2 separate regions of the Homo sapiens genome follow, and region 1 is linked to region 2. The links are chromatin loops, found by intact Hi-C in ENCODE. Cell type or tissue: sigmoid colon. All regions are shown on one strand.

What was found. Hi-C counts contacts between places; a loop is a spot of excess contacts. Peaks named below come from ENCODE experiments on the same cell type or tissue, not always from the same donor. Only the 100,000 strongest peaks of a DNase experiment are listed, where the experiment ranks them.
Region 1: it touches region 2 in a loop (6-fold over the local background); 2 of 110 quality-filtered maps call a loop at or near these places.

Annotation. Positions count from the first base shown.
Region 1 is chr10:121,030,498-121,038,497 of GRCh38, forward strand. All of the region lies in intron 3 of LOC105378521 (a long non-coding RNA gene), which reads right to left. Among named protein-coding and RNA genes, the nearest start is that of LINC01153, 140 kb to the right of the region's middle. In sigmoid colon, no CTCF peak of the experiment used is centred here; a DNase peak (open chromatin) is centred at 3,114; H3K27ac peaks cover 580 bases.
Region 2 is chr10:121,134,536-121,142,535 of GRCh38, forward strand. All of the region lies in intron 1 of LOC124902515 (a long non-coding RNA gene), which reads right to left. The region is part of intron 1 of LOC105378522 (a long non-coding RNA gene); the gene reads left to right. Among named protein-coding and RNA genes, the nearest start is that of LINC01153, 40 kb to the right of the region's middle. In sigmoid colon, no CTCF peak of the experiment used is centred here; a DNase peak (open chromatin) is centred at 3,814.

The DNA.
Region 1 (8,000 bases), 100 kb before region 2:
GTGATTAGAATGCACACTCACATTCAAGTACACTAGGAGAAGGCATGGGATGTGGATCTCATTTTGTCTTCCTTTGTTCTGAAAAATTACTCTCCCCCGTCCCACTTGTTTGTGATGCTCCCCTTTTCAATAACTTAATTCTCTTTATAAACTATTCATTCTGTACCATTAATCTGTGTCACACTGTTTTAATTTTTATAGTTAATAATCAAAGGCAGGCAAATTGGAATTCGGTATTATGTTTTTCCTATTAAATTTGCAAAGATTTAAAAACTCAATAATTTTCAGTGTTGGCAAAAATACAACGAACAAGACACTCTCATACAGTGGTGGTGAGAATGTAAAGTGATACATTTTTTCCTGAAAAGAACTTATGGCAATACGTCTAAAATATCTTTGCCTCTGCTTCAATAATTCCACCTGTAGACATTCATTCTAAGGAAATAATCAGAATTGGTTTAAAAATTATACTTACATTGTTTTTTGTTTACTCTGTTATTTGTTTTTAATGAATAGACATTTTTGGAAAAGCTTTCGGTTTATGGAAAAATTGAGCAGAAAATAAAGTGTTCCCATATGCTCCTCCCTCCCCAACATTTGCCTTATTACTAACATCTTGTATTAGTATGGTATATTTGTAACAATTGACGACCCAATCTTAATACATTATTAGTAACTAAAGTCCATAGTTTATATTAGGACCCGCTGTTTATGTTGTACATTCTATGGGTTTTCCCAAATCTGTGACATGTACAGACCATGACAGCATCATTCAGAATAGTGTCCTAAAAATCCCTTGTGCTCCAACTATTTGTCTTTTTAAATAGAAAAAAATAGAAAGTTCCAACAATATGAGCATGTTTACATAAACTATGATATATTTAATTCAACTAAAATATTATGCAACCATTAAAAATCATGTTCCTGCAAAATATTTAATTGACTTGGGGGAAATGTCAATGATATATTACTAAGTTTAAAAAAAGAATACAAACTGTATTTGTAATATCATCTGAGCTTTATTATTATTTATTTATTTTATTTTATTTTATTTATTTATTTTTGAGATAGAGTCTCACTCTGTCACCCAGGCTGGAGTGCAGTGGCGCGATCTCGGCTCACTGCAAGCTCCGCCTCCCGGGTTCATGCCATTCTCCTACCTCAGCCTCCCGAGTAGCTGGGACTACAGGCACCCGCCTTGACACCCGGCTAATTTTTTGTACTTTTAGTAGAGACGGGGTTTCACCGTGTTAGCCAGGATGGTTTCGATCTCCTGACCTTGTGATCGCCCGCCTCGGACTCCCAAAGTGCTGGGATTACCAGCGTGAGACACCGCGCCCAGCCTATTATTATTTAAATAATAATATATGTTCATAAAAAATACTCAAAGGGGCCGAGCACGTGCCTCACACCTGTAATCCCAACAGTTTGGGAGGCCAAGGCGGGCAGGAGTTTGAGACCAGCCTGGCCAACGTGGTGAAATTCAGTCTCTACTAAAAATACAAAAATTAGCCGGGCGTGGTGGTGGGCGCCTGCAGTCCCAGCTGCTTGGGAGGCTGAGACAGGAGAATTGCTTGAACCCAGGAGGCAGACGTTGCAGTGAGCCGAGACTGTGCCACTCACTGCAGCCTGCACAACAGAGCAAGCCTCCATCTAAAAAAAAAAAAAAAAAAAAAATCAAAAAACAAATAAACAAACAAAAACGCCACAGGGGGAAAAGACTGAAAGCTTTACATCAGAATGCTGAAAAGGTCTGTGAGAAGCTAAAAGTAGCTTGTAGGGTCAGGAACACTGCCTCTGGCATCAGCCACCTGAGAACTGCTTGATCTTGGGAAAATCACATTGCTTTCTTTTTTGTCTTTATGAAATTTTCTAAACTAAGGATGGATTGTTTTTAGAATGAGAAAAAAACTAATAAAAAAACTACAAATAGTAAAAGAGGAAGTGACAGAGAAGCAAAAGAAGACACAATGGGGCAATAAAGGAGTTTAAATGGCAACATTTCCTACCCAAAGTGACTGGAAGAGAAAAGAGAAGTCATTGACTTGCACAGCCAAAACTACTAGAGGGCTGGCCCGAGGCTCAGCTTGGGGCAGGGCTCCAATGGTGAGCCTCATGCCCCATTCCCTCTGTCTCTCAGATCACTATCTGGATTTCCCCCTGCAGTAGCCCAGGCCTCACTCACGTCCTTCCCGCTTCACAAGCTGTGAGAGTTTGCCAGAATTCCCCCCAGTGAAAATTTCATCTCATCTCATTGGTTCTAGTTGAGTCACATGCTCATGTCTCAACCAATCAAAGTGGCCAGAGAAAATGCAACTTGTTGAGTGGTTTAAGCCTGGATCCCTCAACCTTCAGAATCAAGGATGAAATCAGCTTCCCCAGAACCACGTGGAGTGACATTAAGTAAAAGAGTGATTCCCTAATGGGAACTACTGGGTGGCAATTAACAAAAGATGCTCTTTGTCCCTGAAGGGAGGTGGCTCCACAGCTCTGCCAGACGTTTTGGGTGAATCTCTGCAGCACCCATGTCACTCCTGAAGTAGTTTTAGGGGTATTTGTTTTCACGCCCACAGTAGAGGTGGCTGTATTGGTTTGTGCTGAACCAAGACCTGACCAGGCAGCAAATGACTGGTCCTCAGGACACTGGGACCACAGGCTTACTGTTAACATCTTTCAGTTTGTGCTTTCAGCATTTCACATCAAAAGGATTTTATAAAATGCCCTTTTTAAACTTTCTGAGACTATTAGTCTGAGTATTGGGAGGCACAGAGACGGCATCCCTGAGGCAGGGGTTAGGGGATGGGAGATCTTCTTTTCTGTGTAACTGAAGTGCAGTGATGTCTTTTATGACCTCCCCAAAGACAAAAGATGAGTATAACAATACTCTTGCCAATTTGCTGGAAAGTTTATCGTTTTTAGTTTCACAGCTGGAGATCCTCAGCCCATTTCATTATCCTTGGGCTAAACAGAGTCCTCATTTTATGGCTGTTGTGAAACTGTATTCTTGGAACAATGACAACCTCTGACTCCTCTAAAGTCATGGCCAGTTGAACTCCCTTGTGTCATTGGGATTGGCAATAAAAACAGGTTGGATACTAAGCAGATACACCTGCCGCTCAGGCATCTCTCAGGTGCCAAAAGATAGACTGATTGTGTGGACCAAGCTCCATGCTCTGGGACGAAGGGAATAGAATTGAATTCCCTTGGGAGGTTGAAGCTTCAGGGAGTATAGATCAAATAAACCTCCCTTCTGTGTAGGCTGTCCTTCCATCTGACAGTGAAATGATCCAGTTTTCTTGGGCTATGAATATGGACAGACCTTTAGCCCCACCTTAGCCAACACATGAAAAAGTATATAATCCTGGCAGGAACCCATATAGAAGAAGGCACTAGACCAGGCCATCTGCACCTTGTCATTTCTTTAATAAAATGGGATTTCATTACCTCGGCCCTGTCAGTATTTTTATCTTGCCTCTGCCTCTTTACACTTGGAGGGGGTTGCTGGGTTACCTGAAAAGAGACTGTTTTTCAAAGCAAAATACTGCATTACTATTACTAATATCACTATTAGTAATAGTAATGTGTCCGGAATTGGTGGGTTCTTGGTCTCACTGACTTCAAGAATGAAGCCGCGGACCCTCGCCGTGACTGTTACAGCTCTTAAGGTGGCACGTCTTGAGTCTGTCCCTTCTGATGTTCAGATGTGTTCGGAGTTTCTTCCTTCTGGTGGGTTCGTGGTCTCGCTGGGCTCAGGAATGAAACTGCAGACCTTCGCAGTGAGTGTTACAGCTCTTAAGGCAGCGCATCTGGAGTTGTTCGTTCCTCCCAGTGGGCTCGTGGTCTCTCTGGGCTCAGGAGTGAAGCTGCAGATCTTTGCAGTGAGTGTTATAGTTCACAAAAGCAGCGTGGACCCAAAGAGTGAGCAGTAGCAAGATTTATTGCAAAGAGCGAAAGAACAAAGCCTCCACTGTGTGCAAGGGGACCCGAGCTGATTGCCAATGCTGACCTGGGCAGCCTGCTTTTATTCTCTTATCTGGCCCCACCCACATCCTGCTGATTGGTAGAGCCCAGTGGCCTGTTTTGTCAGGGCGCTGACTGGTGCGTTTACAATCCCTGAGCTAGATACAAAGGTTCTCCAAGTCCCCATCAGATTAGTTAGATACAGAGTTTTGACACACAGGTTCTCCAAGGCCCCACCAGAGCAGCTAGATACAGAGTGTCGATTGGTGCATTCACAAACCTTGAGCTAAACACAGGGTGCTGATTGGTGTGTTTACAAACCTTGAGCTAGATACAGAGTGCCGATTGGTGTATTTACAATCCCTGAGCTAGACATAAAGGTTCTCCACGTCCCCACCAGAGCAGCTAGATACAGAGTGTCGATTGGTGCACTCACAAACCTTGAGCTAAACACAGGGTGCTGATTGGTGTATTTACAATCCCTGAGCTAGACATAAAGGTTTTCCAAGGCCCCACCAGAGCAGCTAGATACAGTGTCGATTGGTGCACTCACAAACCTTGAGCTAAACACAGGGTGCTGATTGGTGTGTTTACAAACCTTGAGCTAGATACAGAGTGCCGATTGGTGTATTTACAATCCCTGAGCTAGACATAAAGGTTCTCCACATCCCCACCAGAGCAGCTAGATACAGAGTGTGGATTGGTGCATTCACAAACCTTGAGCTAAACACAGGGTGCTGATTGGTGTATTTACAATCCCTGAGCTAGATATAAAGACTCTCCACGTCCCCACCAGACTCAGGAGCCCAGCTGGCTTCACCTAGTGGATCCCACACTGGGGCTGCAGGTAGAGCTGCCTGCCAGTCCTGTGCCGTGCACTCGCATTCCTCAGCCCTTGGGTGATCGATGGGACTGGGCACCATGGAGCAGGGGGTGGTGCTCGTTGGGGAGGCTCGGGCTGCACAGGAGCCCATGGAGGGGGTGGGAGACTCAGGCATGGCGGGCTGCAGGTCCCGAGCCCTGCCCCGCGGGAAGGCAGCTAAGGCTCGGTGAGAAATCGAGCTCAGCGCCGATGGGCTGGCACTGCTGGGGGACCCAGTACACCCTCCGCAGCCGCTGGCCCGGGTGCTAAGTCCCTCATTGCCCGGGGCCAGCAGGGCTGGCCGGCTGCTCCGAGTGCGGGGCCTGCCAAGCCCACGCGCACCCGGAACTCCAGCTGGCCCGCAAGTGCCGCAGGCAGCCCCCGTTCCCGCTCACGCCTCTCCCTCCACACCTCCCTGCAAGCTGAGGGAGTGGGCTCCAGCCTTGGCCAGCCCAGAAAAAGGCTCCCACAGTGCAGTGGGGGGGGGGCTGAAGGGCTCCTCAAATGCCACCAAAGTGGGAGCCCAGGCAGGGGAGGTGCCGAGAGCAAGCGAGGGCTCTGAGGACTGCCAGCACGCTGTCACCTCTCAGTAATAGCACAGCCCCATCCTTGCTGTACATTGTGGACATTATCTTGACTCCTCACAATAACTCTCCAAGGTAGGTCTCATAGTCACCATTTTAAATGGGAGGAAACTAAGGCTATGTCTTGTTAGGTAATTTACCCAGTTCATACAGTTCTATGTGATAGAACTGGAGTTTGGAAACTAAGCCTGACAATGCCAAATACTTTGTTTCTTCTCCTCATTATCAATAGCTGACTAAAATGTAATTTTGTCAACCTGATCTTGAAAAAATTTAGCCTGATTTTATTTTTATCTGTTATTCCTAAATTAAGCAGCCTCAGTGGCATTACAAGCCGAATCCTTGAGGTGACTGGTCACCAGAAGGAATCCAGCCTTCTCCATGCATAATCACTCTACAGCAGCCTTCCAGACCCATCCATGGGAATCCTTTTCTTGAGGTCTGGGCAAAACCACTCCAAGAACAAACCCCCCAATCTCCATCAGAGCTTCTCTGCCCCGTATTTGTCTGACCCCTCAGTTCAGCAGTGATGATGACCAGGGCAAGTCAAATCTATGTCTGAGCCTGTGGCCTGACCCCATTGTTTGTACTTATCCGATGTGAAATGCTAGTACTTGCTTTGCAATTTTACATTTTGATGCAAGTGAAAGGTTTGAACCAGCTGTTTAAAAAAACAAATAGCTTTAAACCCCATTGTAAAGTGATGACCTCATGTAGGAAAACTGGTTGGGCTCTTGCCCTAGGAGGGGCTGGGGGTAGGTTCCCGATAGACAAGCTGCTCCTTGTGAACCACTCAGAAGCTGGCTCTTGCTCAGCGGCTGTGGATGAGCCATGAGAGCCACATCTGTTTTTAAATCTTCAAGATGAATGGAGTTGAATTTTCTATTCTTTAAATGTGGAGAAGAAAAGAACAAAACGCTTCCTGTCAGTGAAGTCCTGTGTTTCTAAGTGGGGTAACTTCTTTTTTATTGAACGAAAGCTTTTCAAGAAGCATTCCAAAGAGGATATACCAGAATCTGGAACTGGCATATGAAAATATCACCTCTAGGGAACAATTCATAAAACCACCAATTACTCCGTGGACTCCTTTTGGCTCTGTCCTTGCTTTAGATGATAGGTACATTCTCACACCCCTGAGCTCCTCAGAAAAGCAGGAGGGATCCCTTTGTGCCCTCGTTTATACCCTGCTAGAGGTTAAGCATAGATGATACACTGTCACCTCACTGGAACATTTTAAACTTGAAAAAAAAAAAAAAGAGAAAGAAAACCTATTAAAATTGTCAACATTCCCACAGTAATTGAGTTTTCTAAATTCATTCAATAGCTAGTTTATTCATTTAATCAACCATTTTTTGAGTCCCTACTATATGCCAAATGCTGCTGTAGGGTGAGGAGTTGAAGATATAAGATCCATTACAATCATCCCCCTCATCCTCAGGAATACATGCCAAGACCCCCGGTGGATGCCTGAAATCACAGACAGCACCGAATCTTATATATACACCACATTCTTCCTCTACATTCATACTCATGATAGCTTAATTTATAAATTAGGCAAAGTAAGAAACTGGCAACAATAATAAGAATAATTGTAAGTACACTTTAATAAATGCTCTGTGAATGTAGTCTCTCTCCCTCTCAGAGTATCTTATTGTAATGTACCTACTGCTCTTGTGAGATGATAAAAAGCCTACATGATAAGATAAAGTGATAGGGCTGGGCGTGGTGGCTCATGCCTGTAATCCCAGCACTTTGGGAGGCCGAGGTGGGTGGATCACCTGAGATCAGGAGTTTGAGACCAGCCTGGCCAACATGGTGAAACCCCATCTCTTCTGAAAATAGAAAAATTAGCCAAGCGTGGTGGCTGGTGCCTGTAATTGCAGCTACTTGGGATGCTGAGACAGAAGAATCACTGGAACCCAGGAGGTGGAGGTTGCAGTGAGCCGAGTCAGAACAGCATGCACTTTAAAGCTTATGAATTGCTTATTTCTGGAATTTTCCACTTAGTATTTTCAGACCATGGTTGACTGCAGGTAACTGAAACCATGGAAAGCAAAACCACAGATAGAGGGACTACTATACCTGTACTCAAGTCGACAGTCTAGCAGAAGAGGAAGAGAAATAGATAACTTGAAGTCCATGTGGTCAGCTATGCTCAGGACACTGGGGGATAGGCCTGGGGGTAGGGAAGGAAGTGATGACCAAAGATGGCTTCCTGTAAGAAGAAACCCCAATCTGAGCTTTGAAGGACACGATGGGGTTAGCAAAACGTTTAAGACAGAAGAAGCAGCCTGTACAAAGGTGGAGGAGTGAGACAGGAGATAGGAGATGTATTGCAGGGGCTGTGGGGGCCAGGGCACGATGCTGGTTTATGATAGTGTTATCCCTGTGATAAGTCCCACACCTTTGGTCCATGGGAGCATCTCAGCACTGGGAGGCATCTGTGCATGTGTCTCCTCATAGCTGTAGACTCTCTGAAGATGTCTCTATGGATGTGGACACTCTTCCCCTGCATGTTATGACTGTCTGTTTCACACTTTCCAAAGCACATGCACACACATGCAGGCTTCCACACAGAAATTTCAAACAGATTG
Region 2 (8,000 bases):
AGGGATGAGCCCTGTGACTTCATCCGAACCCTGAATCAAGCTCAGGCTAAGCCAGATGTAACCTCTGGACTTCCAGCTTAAAAATAAGCATAAATTATCTTCGGGCTTAAGATACATTGGTTTTTCTATCACTCGTACCTTCAAAAAGAGTCCCAACCAGTGGATCTTGCAGTAGGCATTTCCCTGGCTTTCTGGAGGATTTCTGAGATGACAGATGCTTCTCAGTGATTAGCTTTGCTGGTGGCAGGTGGAGCCATCTGTGCAGTGGTTGGGTGTTGTGAACCTGCCTCTGCCCAGCTTTCTAGACTTTTGCTCTCACCCTCTGATCAAGTCAAAAGCCTGGGGAGGAGAGGGGGCATCCTGGATTCCTCTGTTCCTTTGCTCCCTGAATCCAGTCAATCATCACATCTGATTAATTCCACCACCAGACAGCTCTCAACTGCATACACTACTCTCTCTTCTCTGACACCACCCACATCAGAGCTCCTACCACCTTTTGTGAGGGCTCCTAAAATAGACTCCTAACTGGTCTCTCCATTCTACACTTACCGCCCAGTCCTTTCTCCACCTAACATCTAAAGTGGAATTGCAAAATAGAAATCAGATCATCATGTCTGTCCCTTCCCTGTTTCAGTCACTTAAATGGTTTGTGTGTTTGTCTTATATACAATGCTGTGGCCATACCAGCCACCACCTTTTGGTCTCTGGAATGTACCAAGCTGTTTGGCATGTACCGAGACTGTATTCATTTCCTATCTTACAGTTCTCTAGGTCGGAAGCCCACATGGGTCTCACAGGGCTAAAGCCTCAGTGTCTGCTGGGATGCATTCCTTTCTGGAGGCTGTGGGAGAGAATGTGTTTCCTTGCCTTCCAAACTTCTAGAAGCTGCCTACATTCCAGTGTACAGCCCATCTTTAAATGTGGCATCTTTCTGACCCTTCTGTTGGTATATCATTCTCTGGCTGCAGTTGGGAAAGCTTCTCTCCTTTTAATGTTTCGTGTGACTAGATTGGGGCCCCCTGATAATCCAGGCTATCAACCCATCTCGAGGACCATAACCATAATCTGCAAAGTTCCTTTTGCTATGTTGGGTAAGATATTCACAGGCTCCAGGGATTCAGGTGTGAACATCTGTGGGCGGAGTGTGGGGTGGGGGAGGGGCATTTTTCTGCAGACCACAGGCCCTTTGCACATGTTGTTTGCTTTACCTAAAGTGCTCTTCCACCCACTTCTCATCAGCCTAACTCCTTTAGGCCAAACTTTGGGTCCTCAGAGAGACCTCAGTAAAAATCTACTTTAAATTAGACCCTCTGGTTACTATGGCTCCTGTTTCTTTCCCTCGTAGCACTTTCAGCAGTCTGTAATTAGATATATTTGTGTAATTACTACTTGATCATTTTTCCCATTGGAGTGAAAACTCTGTAAGAACAGGAACTGTACTGATTTTGCTATTTGCCCATGACATTAGCAGTCATGTGGTGGCTGCTCCGTGAATGAATGACTGCAGTGAAATTGGCTCGGAACTTTAAGCTCAGCCCTGTCTCCTTCAGGACCAACCCTTACCTGAGGCAAGAGAGATTTAAGGGGTTCCAACCTGGATTTCTGGAATCTAGTATCTAGCCTCCCTTGCTGCAACTGCATCCCTGCCTTGGGCCCCTGTCATGATCCTGAGTACCTGCTCTGATGCTCTGGGCCCAAGGCCCTGTGTTCATCATCTGCGCCTTCTTTTCTCTTGTCCAAGGATCCCTGGATTCAGGTCTACTACTCTTGAGCCCCTGCTGGGGAGGCAGCACCTTTCTTTTGCAGCGCTTCTTGGAATTGTTAATTACACATGTTATCATCTGCCTCCCTTAGTAAGCGGTACACAACAGAAGGAGAGTGTTTGCTTTTCTCCTGTTCACTGTTGGGACTGCAGGACCCCAGCCAGTATCTGCTCCCCTCCCCCAGACACCCTACACCCGCTGATGAATAAATGGATGCCTGCATTCTTCTATATCCTTTCTAGACCTTCCAGGCTTGCCCATGCATCACTGCCATCCTCCGTGTGGGAGCACCCTGGTGCCGACTACTCTGCCGACTGACTACAGACCCTCCAAGGCCATGTCTACACTTCTTGTTTCCAACATAGCTCTTGCACCTCTATGCCATGCTGCAGGAATTTTATCTTTAGTGCCAGTTCTAGGATTAATGCCAATCAGAAATAAGCACCACTTCAGAGAGAATATAGAATTTAGCCAAATAATATTTATTGAGCACTTACTCTACACAAAAATCAGAGTTGCACAAAAGTGAGCAACCACAGAAACTATCCTCAAGAATCCCACAAAATTGCAAAGGAACAAATAATTATCCTGGAATAATAAGCATCCCAATTCCACTGCTACAGCTATGAGAGTGGGATGCAGTGGGAGGAAAAGACAGGGGCTTCTCCAGTTGTCGCTGCCACCAGACCATCCTAGTAACAGAAAAACTCATCTATAGGCTGCCCTAACCCTGGCTTAAGAGGAGGGGAGGCAGTGTAGCCTCATGGAAAAGGTTTAGGTGAAAGCAAGAAATGTTAATAAGATTTTACTTCTCATTTAAATGTAATTAATGTCTGATTCCAGCCAGACAGAAGCTCAGACTCAAATGTTGAAAAGACTTTGGAAATCGTAAGGTCTTCTCCACATAAGCACACATCTCTCCGGTGAGGATATCCCTGTCTAACTTCCTGCAGAAGGCCTGCAGGAGGAATGAAGGTGGTGTCCACAGTGAGTCTGGAGCAGGGGCAGAGCTGGCCAACTAAGAGGGAGGGCTCAGTTCTCACGGGGCCATGCCTCTCAGAGTCTCTTTCTCAGATGCCAAAGTGCTCAGTTGGGAAAACTGCAAAACAGTAGTAAAAAGATTTTCGAGTTGGAAATATGCAGCCCTGGAATTAATTGATAGGAAGCAGCCAGGTTGTGAAGTTCCATCATTTGCCACTGAGATGGGGAGATCCTGGGGCAGGTGAAGGACTGGCAAGCAGGTGACATCTCAGCCACCCACCAGTCTTGCTTGATCATGGAATCTCATCTGAGAGCTGAGGGGAAGATGTTTGTGGATCTCAAGACATTTCTCCAACATATTTGCAAGTTGACATTAGTTCTTTACTCCAGGCCTTGGTTATGGCTGACACAGAGTTTTACTAACGCAAAGTGATCTGCCAAACTATTTTGGCTGTGTTTTGCTGGAAGCCAGAGAGAAGACAAAGAACTCTATAAAAAATAACAAGCAAAGCAGAATGCCCTGCCTGTCTCCCTGAGGTGACACCAGCTATTTTCCCATGAAAATAAAGAGAGCAAGGAATAATTAAGAGAAGGGGTGAAGGTGGGGGAGGGAACAAGAGAAACCCATCTGTAAACACAGGAGGGTTTTTGATGACTTTTAAATAGCAAAAGAACAATTATATGATTTTGCAGTGATTCAAATTTTTTGAAAATTGAGAGAAATTAAAAGAGAATTAATGCTGTTGCTTTTGTTTTCTACCCAGCATCTTGAAATGTTATGTGAGCATCAAAATAAGTTTTAAGAACTGCCTCTCTATTCTCTGATGTGAAGGGGGCTCTGTGGGGCTTCTATGGTAATCCGGGTAAGCAAAGAGTGGATTAAGGCAGTAATTTTCAGTAGCTAAAAAAAAAACTACAAAGGCACAAGTGCTACCAATTATATCTCAACACAAACCAGTACCTCCTTAAGTTTCAACACAGAGAAGGCAAACAATTTCATTGTCAACCAGGGTGTTCTCGTAGAAAGCCTTGGAACATGCTGGGCGCATTAAAGGGGAGCTATCTCGCATGTGCAATTACTCAACACATCTTTAAAACTGTAAACACTTGTTCACATGTGGAGAAGTTTAGAGCCGTACAGGCTTGGAAAACCCACCTGGCAGGCGGGTTCCCTCCGCTTCTCTCCAGTTGAGTAACCATCCTCGGCGCCCACTCCTCCTCTGAGAGCCAAACACCATCAGCAGAGAAATCATTAAGGAGTGGGGGACGAGAGTTCATACATGAGCTATTTTTATCCAGAGCACTCCCTTTTCTCCTGTCTGGGTTGATCTCCTCCATAAACCTTGCCTCCATCTTTCTCCCCGCCACCTGGTGCAGGGAGAAATGCCATCTGGCTTTTGGCTAGCAGCTTTCTCCAGCTTTGAAGGGTGAGTGGCACTGAGGATGCAGATATTTCCAAATAAACCCAGCAGAGGAAGATCGCCCAGGGTTGGTTTTTGAAACAGCAGACTGCGTGACCACAAAGAGAATACCCACCATGCACAGAAAAAATAATCTCTCCAAATGTGTTCAAGAAAAGAATGTAGAGAGCCCAAAGACGCCTGCCTATAAATATGGGAGTCAAATGGAAAGAAAGCAAGGTTTATTCTCCCCCATTGGCCTGGCTCACTGAGAACTGCACTCATATATATGTATGCATCACATGTCATACATGGAAAAGACCCATGAGATCATGTTGCTCAACTTGCTGCCAACAGGAGGGCATGGCTGTTTCTCCTTTCCCAGGGCTGATGTTACAATGTCTCCAGCAAGGAACTGATTGTTTTACTTTGCTGGTTTAATTGGCCATTGTGAGGTCACTGGGGAGAGAGCAAAGCCAATTCCCTGGCCTCTCAGATCCACATACATCCTGGGCTCTGGAGAGACATTCGAAGGAGAAGTGCTCTAAATTCAAAGGGAAATACGACGCCCAGCCACGGAAAATGGCAATAAATCCATAAGAAATTAAAATTTTACTTGAAGTGGAAATTTTATCATCACCAAATTCTGCCAAATTTTGGATTTGGGGATTGGTAAAGAGGTTTCCAAAATGAAATGCTGTCTAAAGGTTGTTTGTTTTAAAGGACATAATACATAGTAAAAATGAAATAATCATCCCACCCAAATAAGAGTTATTTCTTTCCCAACAGACCTTTTCCAGGCTCAGTAATTTCACTGTTAATAGCAGAGAAAAAGCAATCAGCTAGGTAATGGGTACCACTAGCACTGAAGTCATTTAATTAGCACCAGTAAATGAGAGCTGCCCAGGTGCTCAGATGTAATTAGCTGTGCCCAAAACATTTCCTACATTGGCCAGCAACTACAGTCAAGGACAGGGAGCTATGCGCCATTGGAGAAGAATCTTCCCAAGCTGAGGACATGACCAGGCCCGTGGTCCAACCCTTCAACAGGCTGAGCAATGCCACAGTCCCCAAATCTTGAGGAAGGCCTCACTCTTGAAGAGGAAGCAAAGAAATGAGTTATGGGCTCTGAGGCCATGTTGCCTAGGTTTGAATCCTAGCTATATGCTTTGACAAGTTATTAAGATCTTTCTGTTTCAGTTTTCTCACCTGCAGAAGGGGGATAACAATAAAATCTACCTGAGGTTCAACAGTTAATATGTGTAATGTGCTTAAAAGGCTAAAGAGTTAATGTGTATAATGTGCTTAGAAGACTGGCACATGGTAAGCCTTCTCTAAGTGTTGGTCAGAATAAGAATAACTCTATTACTTTTGATTATTTTTACACCATTAATCAATCGTGGTTGCTTACAATCACCCAGCCATAAATGGTAGAATCAGCAGAGTAGTAACAGTAGAAGCACTAATTATAATAATGATGATAACAGTGGCTTCTACTTAGTACCTAGCATGTGCCAGATTTTGATCCAGATGCTCTACATCAGGAGTACAACCCATAAACCGAATCCAGCCTGCTACCTATTTTATAAATAAAGTTTTTTTGAAACACAACCATGCCCATTTATTTACATATTGTCTATGACTTCTTTTGGCAACAATAGAATTGAGTAGTTGTGACAGAAACCAGACAGATTGCAAGGCCTATCTGGCCTTTCATAGAAAATATTTGCCAACCCCTGCTCCACATAGCCTCAATTAATTATTGCAATAACTTCTGAGGTTGTATTTGTTTCCTGTATTCAGATAAGAAGACCAGAACTCAAAGAAGGACAAGGATATGCCTAAAATCTCTCTGATGGGAGCTAGGCACCATTTGACTCCAACACCCACCCCTTCCGGCCATGTTCCACTGGCTCCAGGAGCCCAAAGCATGTTCCCCGTGCCATTCCCATCACTGTCCACGGCAGTGGGAGATGAGCTGGGTACAGTCAGGCAGGTGCCACTGCTGAAGGTGCTCTGCTCTCCATGGAGGGAATGACCATCTGCAAAGCCAAGTCCTTCTGGCAATGACCCACTGAGTGAAACACTCTTCCCCTGACATACACGTTGGTTTATTCATATTCCCTGCTGTGGCTGCCTTGTGTGAGGCAGGATGTTGGCAGATGCAGGTGCCCTGCCAGGCCTGTCCCCTGGCTTAGCTGGGGGCAGTTTCAGAGCTATGACAAGCAATGGGCATTGAGGTACTCCTCAGAGACTGGTTGGTAATACTGGTTTACCAAATGATGGGGTAATTACCTAGAGATCTGTACAATTTCAAGTTTGTTCAGATAGTCAAGATTATTGCTACCACATGTGTTGGATGCTAAGAAACATTCTCCTTGTTGAAAAAGTGACCCATATTTTAAAGTCTTTGAAGATAAAAGGATTGTCTTAACTTATCTTAGATGGTTGCCCATTTAAGGGTTACCCAGCAGTCACAGGTTACAAGTACAGTGGGAAGGGCCTCAAATGCTGGGTCTGGACGTAGAAACATTGCCTTTCGATAGCGGTGTGGACATGGGGAAGCCACTCCCGTTCTCTTCAACAGTTAATGATCCAGATGATTCTGAAATCTCCATGCTCTAAAGTTGTGTTCCACTGTCTGCAAGAAGTCCATTCTAGACAATGTGACAATGTAGCGTGTGGCCTTTGAAGTTATACCATCCAAGCTCACATACTTGCTCTACTGCATGATCTTGGCTTCGGTAGTTAACTGGTCTGTAACTCTTTCTCTTCACTTGTAAAACAATGAGAATTGTGGTACCCGCCTCTGCTATTTTAATCCTACTTTGGGTATTTGAAAAGAAAACCCAGGTAACACACTTAACTCAATTTCTGGTCCATGATGACTATTCATGCATCATGCATGCACAAATCATTACTTTTATCATGGCAAACAATATTTTCCCATTTGGGATAATTCTCTGAGAAATCAGTTTATAAAGAAGTCAACTGCAAACCCATCTAGTCAGAGTCAAGTACACAAAAGCCCCTGGCCCTGATGCAGAAATCTTTCTGCACCATCTGGTTTTAACATACATAACTTGAATTGGGAAGTTCTCCTTGCTGAAAATTCTGGGGCTCCTGGAAGAAAGGGATGAAAGGTTTGTATCATCTTTGTATTTTTCTCATCTCTGACTTTGTTTCTGCTATCCAAGCTCTATGACCTGCCAGTTGGTGTCTATAAGCTTCTGGCCAGTCCCAATTTGAGGAGTTGATCTTGGAGTCCTCAAAGGCAGAAGTTCTCAGATGCACAAAGTATAGGCACATGTGGGTTCAGGTGTGCTCTTCTCACTGCCTAGAACAACTCCTCCTCTCCTGTCTTTCCATTTAACTCCTTCAACAGATGCCAACTGAGCACCTGCTACATTCCATGGTCTGCTCTAGTAAACAGGGTAATCTCCATTTCACATGGAGCTCACATTCTATAAGAGGTGTAAGGATGGTATATGAAAAAAAGACAAAAGATAAATACTCTATGTGTCAGTAAGTGACGCAAAGAAAAATTAAACACTGAGAACAGAGATAGTGAGAAGGGTATCTTTTTATTTAAGGCACTTGGGGAAGGCTTCTCTGCTCAGCAGAGATTAGAAAAAACCCAAAAGAAGTGGGAATGTGAGCCTAGCAAATATCTGGGGGAAGAATTCTAGGCAATCACATTAACAAAGGTCCTGAGGTAGAAGTGTACTTGGGAATTGGAGAAACATTGAGGATCAGTGTAGAGCACAGAGGAGGTAAGGAGAAGAGAAGGAGGGGATGAGGTCAGAGAGCTGATGGGGAACCCTTCAAAGTAGGGCCTTTGAAGACATGGTGAGGA